2 separate regions of the Homo sapiens genome follow, and region 2 is linked to region 1. A link is an interaction called in ENCODE POLR2A ChIA-PET data of the cell type or tissue named here. Cell type or tissue: GM12878. All regions are shown on one strand. Each heading gives the region's core, and the rest is flanking DNA. Links, peaks and the distances in the headings are about the cores only. Region 1 has its middle 6.0 kb from the start of MIR3142HG. Region 2 overlaps ATP10B (ATPase phospholipid transporting 10B (putative)).

Evidence for each region. ChIA-PET counts read pairs that join two places held together with the same protein. Peaks named below come from ENCODE experiments on the same cell type or tissue, not always from the same donor. Only the 100,000 strongest peaks of a DNase experiment are listed, where the experiment ranks them.
Region 2: POLR2A ChIA-PET joins it to region 1 with 6 read pairs; 1 of 35 experiments calls an interaction of 5 or more read pairs at or near these places.

The regions. Positions count from the first base shown.
Region 1 is chr5:160,460,861-160,463,728 of GRCh38, reverse strand. No RefSeq gene overlaps it. Among named protein-coding and RNA genes, the nearest start is that of MIR3142HG, 6.0 kb to the left of the region's middle. RefSeq lists an enhancer at 1,215-1,294. In GM12878, for the core only: no CTCF peak of the experiment used is centred there; a DNase peak (open chromatin) is centred at 1,348; H3K27ac peaks cover 1,273 bases.
Region 2 is chr5:160,841,931-160,844,909 of GRCh38, reverse strand. All of the region lies in intron 1 of ATP10B (ATPase phospholipid transporting 10B (putative)), which reads left to right. Among named protein-coding and RNA genes, the nearest start is that of ATP10B, 8.8 kb to the left of the region's middle. In GM12878, for the core only: no CTCF peak of the experiment used is centred there; a DNase peak (open chromatin) is centred at 1,509; H3K4me3 peaks cover 638 bases.

The sequences.
Region 1 (2,868 bases), core at 275-2,774:
CAGCATCCTCTCCTTCAGAAGTCCACAGGGGCTGGAGTACTGATGATGGCACACAAGGGCACCATGAGTTTCTGTGCATACTAACATTGCAGACTGCCATACCTGGAAGGTGAACAGAGGAAAGGCAGGCATGACTTACCAAAGGGAACACATCCTTGCCCAGCAAACTAAGGAAGTCACCGATAACGTGGGCAAGGATTTAGCCAAAAAATGTTCATGAGTAAAGCTGTTTTAACATCAAAATATTAGCAACAAATTTAATTGTCCCAAACTGGGAATTGGTTAAATTATGGCACATCTGCAACGTAAGCACATTTACTCTATTTTAAATGACGATGCTAAAGAATACTTAACTTTTTTAAACCTTCTAGCTGTCTTTTGAAAGGGAAAATAATGCTATGAAATGCTTGTTGTTGTCATCTAGTATCTGTGCAAAAAGCAAAACAGCACACCAAAAAGATAAGAGGAAGATGGGACTATGTGAGATCTTTCTTACCTTTTCTCATCTGTGCTTTCTACATTAAAAAAAAAAAAAAAAAAAAAAAAAAAAATTAAAGCCAGCCGCAGTGGCTCACACCTGTAATCCCAGCACTTTAGAAGGCCGAGGCGGGCAGATCACTCAGTCAGGAGTTCAAGACCAGCCTGGCCAACATGGCAAAACCACGTCTCTACTAAAAATGCAAAAATTAGCTGGGCATGGTGGCACATGCCTGTAATCCCAGCTACTTGGGAGGTTGAGGCAGGAGAATCACTTGAACCCAGGAGGCAGAGGTTGTAGTGAGCCAAGATCGTGCCACGGCACCCCAGCCTGGGCAACAGAGCAAGACTCCATCTCAAAAAAAAAAAAAAATTAACCATATTAGACTTTTATAAAAAGGGGGAATTTGTTAGTTTGAAAGATAGATAAAGGAAGAGAGAGAGGCAGGAGGAAATATAAGGGAAGGAAAGGAGATCAGAAAGCAGGGATTCATAGACATCTTCCCCCCAACCTGCTTCCCCCTCTACAAACTCTGCCTCTTCAAAACCTCTGGGTGAAGAAAAACAACACTAGCCATGCTGCTAGTAAAACATTACAGACAAAAGACTAGAAACATAGATCCAATGCACCAACAGATAGTAAATATTTATAGAGCAGAGATAAGTGCCATTTAAGGGTAATTTGAGGCAAACAGTGGTTGTCTTTCTCATGCATTCTAAAAGCATGAAAGTATTAAAAAAACTACCCAAAAGTTTTCAACCAAGTAGAATGATCTAGGGCAATATGGGAACATCATCTTCTTTCAAAAGCATCTCAAGGGAAAATACAGTTTACAGCAAATAGTATTAGGGAAATGATTACGTAGAGCAGAACTTCTTGTGGTTCCCAGCCTGAGTCTGGTAAAAACCATGGCACAGTGTTGTGACCAGAGGGTTGGAGGATGCAGACTGCTTGGCTGCCATCCCTTCACTTCTGCTTGCCAAATGAGCCACCTACTTGGTCTCTGTCTGCCTCTGTCGCCTCAACCTGGGGACAGAAAAAATATTGGAGGCTGGGGACAGTGGCTCATGCCTGTAATCCCAGCACTTTGGGAGGCCAAGGAGGTTGGATCACTTGAGGTCAGAAGTTCAAGACTAGCCTGGCCAACATGGTGAAACCCCATCTCTACTAAAAATACAAAAATTAGCTGGGCATGGTGACAGATGCCTGTAATCCCAGCTACTCGGGAGTTTGAGGCAGGAGAATCACTTGAACCCAGGAGGCAGAGGTTGTAGTGAGCCAAGATCACATCACTGCACTCCAGCCTGGGCGACAGAGTAAGACTCCATCACAAAAAAAAAAAAGAAAAAAAGAAAAAGAAAAAAGAAAAAAATATTCGTACCTCACAGGGCTTTTATTAGGATTAAAAGAGTTGCTGCATGTAAAATGTTTAGAGCCATTCTGACGTGTAGGAGGTAGTCCATAAATAAACAGTTGATTATTCTGGTGGACAGTTATTATGTACTGGCTGTCTAGCATCCATTTCCCTTCCTAATACTTTTCCAGATTCAACCCCTAGGCCACAGACCAGTATGGGTCTATAGCCTGTTAGGAACCAGGTCGCACAGGAGGAAGTGAGCAGAGAGCAAATGAGCCAAGTTTTACCTGTATTTACAACCGCTCCCCATTGCTCCTATTACCGCCTGAGTACCACCTCCTGTCAGATCAGCAGCTGCATTAGATTCTCATAGAAGCGCGAACCCTATTGTGAACTGCACATGCAGGAGATCTAGGTTGCACCCTCCTTATGAGAATCTAATGCCTGATGATCTGTCATTGTCTTCCATCACCCCCAGATGGGACGGTCTAGTTGCAGGAAAACAAGCTCAGGGCTCCCACTGATTCTACATTATGGTGAGATGCATAATTATTTCACTATATATTACAATGTAATAATAATAGAAATAAAGTACACAATAAATGTAATGCACTTGAATCACCCAGAAACCATCCCCCTGCCCTGGTCCATGGGAAAATTGTCTTCCACAAAACTAGTCCCTTCTGCCAAAAAGGTTAAGGACCACTGGCTTAAACCATTCTTCCAAACAGTGATGATTGTTTCAGAAAAGGACCCAAGACCCAATTCAGGCCAATAAGACAGAAACAATCAGAGGTTTGTGAAGAGTCTCCAGAAGAAACCCTCTCTCTTCCCCTGGATAGTGTTGAATATGAAGATGGGGCCTCGCCAGGATTAAGCCTGTAATCTGAGCATCTCGTGGGCTGAGGCAGGAGGGTTGCCTGAGCCCAGGGGTTTGAGTCCTTCATGGGCAACATAGCAAGACCTTGTCTCTAAATAAATAATTTTTTTAAAAAAGAAGAATATATAGCCTGCAGCTACCATAGCCTTTTGG
Region 2 (2,979 bases), core at 211-2,710, 380 kb before region 1:
AGTTTTTTTCTTTCAATTTATGTGTATTTTTAACATGACCGCTAAGTTATTATAACATAAGTATTGGTCAGGGACAGTGTCTCATGCCTGTAATCCCAGCACTTTGGGAGGCCAAGGTGGGCAGATCACTTGAGGCCAGGAGTTCAAGACCAGCCTGGCCAAGTAGCAAAATCCCATCTCTACTAAAAATACAAAAATTATCAGGACATGTTGGTGCATGCCTGTAATCCCAACTACTCAGGATGCTGAGGCAGGAGAATCACTTGAACCCGGGAGGTGGACATTACAGTGAGCCCATATGGAGCCACTACACTCCAGCCTAGGCGACAGACCAACACTGTTTCTCAAAAAAAAAAAAACAAAGTATTTATTAAGTTATTGGGACCTTACTACTTCATAATCAGAACTATTATGTATTTCTTTTGGTGTGGTGGCACCTGTGAAAAAATTCCTACGACACTAAGGGAGCTAAGAAAGTTTGAGAAATCTCATTATGAGATTCATTTTTGTTGCTTCATGGAATAGTCATTTGTTAATTTTCATTTGTGTGTGGTTTTCTATCATGTGAGTACACCACAACTTACGTACATTTTCTACTCTTGATGGAAATTTGGATTGTTTCCAGGTTGGGGCAATTATGAAGAATGTTCCTATGAACAGTTTTTGGCATATCTTTTAGCACATATATGTGTGTGTGTGTATATATATATATTTCTGTTGGGTATGTATTTAGGAGTGAAGTTGCTGAGCTTTAACTGATACTGCTAAACAGTTTTCTAAATTAATTATTCCAATTTACATTCCCACCATGGTTGTTGGAGAGTATCAGTTGTTTTACTCAAAATAACCCTTAATATTTGAAGTTATTTTAATACTAGTAAATGTAGGCATATACAGATTTTTGTACTTTGTAAAGCTTAATTCAATTTTGGGGATTCTACTTAAGAAAATAATACTAAACAAATTTAAGTTTAAAATGAGTAATTATTAAAAATGAGAAAATAAATTACAGAAAAGTATAAAATTTTAAAGCTAAAAAATAACCCCAAATATTACAAAATGAAAAAAACTTGAGAAAAATAATATGAATTCACTGCCCATCACACCCCTGCATTGTTTTGTTCCTATGTCCTTTTGCTGGACATTCTTGAATTGCCCCTTCAAAACAATTTTGTATTCTCATTTTTTATGGAGAGATAGATTGGTCTTTGTTACAGTATGTTTGATCAAAACTTTTTAAATATAGTTTAGAAAAGTTTCTTTAGGTTCACAATTTGTCAAATTTGGGGAAATCTCTATCAGATTTTTTTTAATGAACTGCAGATTTTCAGTTCCTTTTAAGTTGCATGGTAAGCTTAAGTGCTCTTTGAATTGGAACACTCATTAACAGCTTTTTTTTTTTGTCAATGCTCTGTTGGTAGTAACTTACGTGTTTGCTTAGATACTCCTCTTTGTTGACATCTAAATCAACGAGGCAGGCAATAGGGTATACCTAGAAGCCATTTCTACCTTTGGAAAGCTGGCAATTAGTTACTCAGTAAGTACTCAGTAGGTAAGGCAATTAAGTACTCAAGGCTGACCACAAACCACTAAAAATATTTCACTAAACTGAAACTAAACATATCCCCAACTCACTTTAACCCTTACCAGTTCCCACATATACACATAGCTACTTCTATTGAAGTGATTATATGACTTATCTCCTCTTTTTTCTAAACCTCTTTATGTTGAAATATATTAGTTGCTTTTCTAACATGAAGCCAGCCTTGCATTCCTGGAATGTATGCCACCTGGTCATTATGTATTAGCCTTTCTATCAATCTCTGGATTTGTCTGGAAATATTTGGTTTAGGATTGTTGCTTTTATGTTTATAAAAGATTGACCTATAATATACTTTTGGATTTTTCTTTCATTTTATTTAAGGTGTTCATCTGCTTTTGGTATCAATGCTCTGCTGTCCTCATAAAATAAATTGGGAAGTGTTTTCTATTTTTATGTTTTCTGAAACAACTTGTATAAGATTGATGGTACTCCTTAGCTCTTGGAAGAAATTACCAGCCAAGCCACATGGGCCCTGATTTTTGTGTGTGTGTGTGTGTGGGAATGTTTTAAATAATGAATTCAATTGCTTTAATAAATATAGGATGATTCAGATTTTCTGTTTCTTCTTATAAAAAAGAGGCTTTATTTTTCTAGGGCTATATCCTAGAAGAATTATTATTAAATAAATTTTTAAATTTATTGATACAAATGTGCTCATATCTTCCAATGGTATTATTTTTAAAATATCAGTTGAATTTTTAATATTCCTTAAGTTCCCTTCATTCCTTTGGTTATTGGTTATTTGTTTCTTCTCTTTTTTCTGTTTTATCAGTTAGCTTTTTCATAGTACCAAATTTTGGATTTTTAAAATTCTTTCTGCTATATTTTTTATATTGACCTTCTTCCGTTTACATTTGTTGGGTTCCATTCGCTCTTTATTTTTTTATCTTCTTGTAAAATATACTTAAACAATTGGTTTTTAGCCTTTCTTCTTTTCTAATATAGGCATTTAAGGCTATCGTTTCCCCAATCATAGCTTTAGGTGCATCCCATACATTTTGATATGCCGTATATTCATTTTCATGTAATTTAAGATATTTTAGAAACTTCCATTTTGATTTATTCTTTGGTCCATGGGTTATTTAGAAGTTATTGCTTGGTTTTCAAACTTAGGGGAAAATGTTTTTTAGTTATCCTTTGGTTACTTATTTCTAGCTTATATCTATTATGGTCTGAAAACATGTCTATCATTTCAAGTCTTTGAAATTTTTTTGAGACTTGCTTTATGGCTAGCCTGTGGCCTATTTTAATAAATGTTTCATGAGCCCTTGAAATCCTTGTAGGCCGGGCGCGATGGCTCATGCCTGTAATCCCAGCATTTTGGGAGGCCGAGGCGGGTGGATCACCTGAGGTCAGGAGTTCAAGACCTCCTTGGC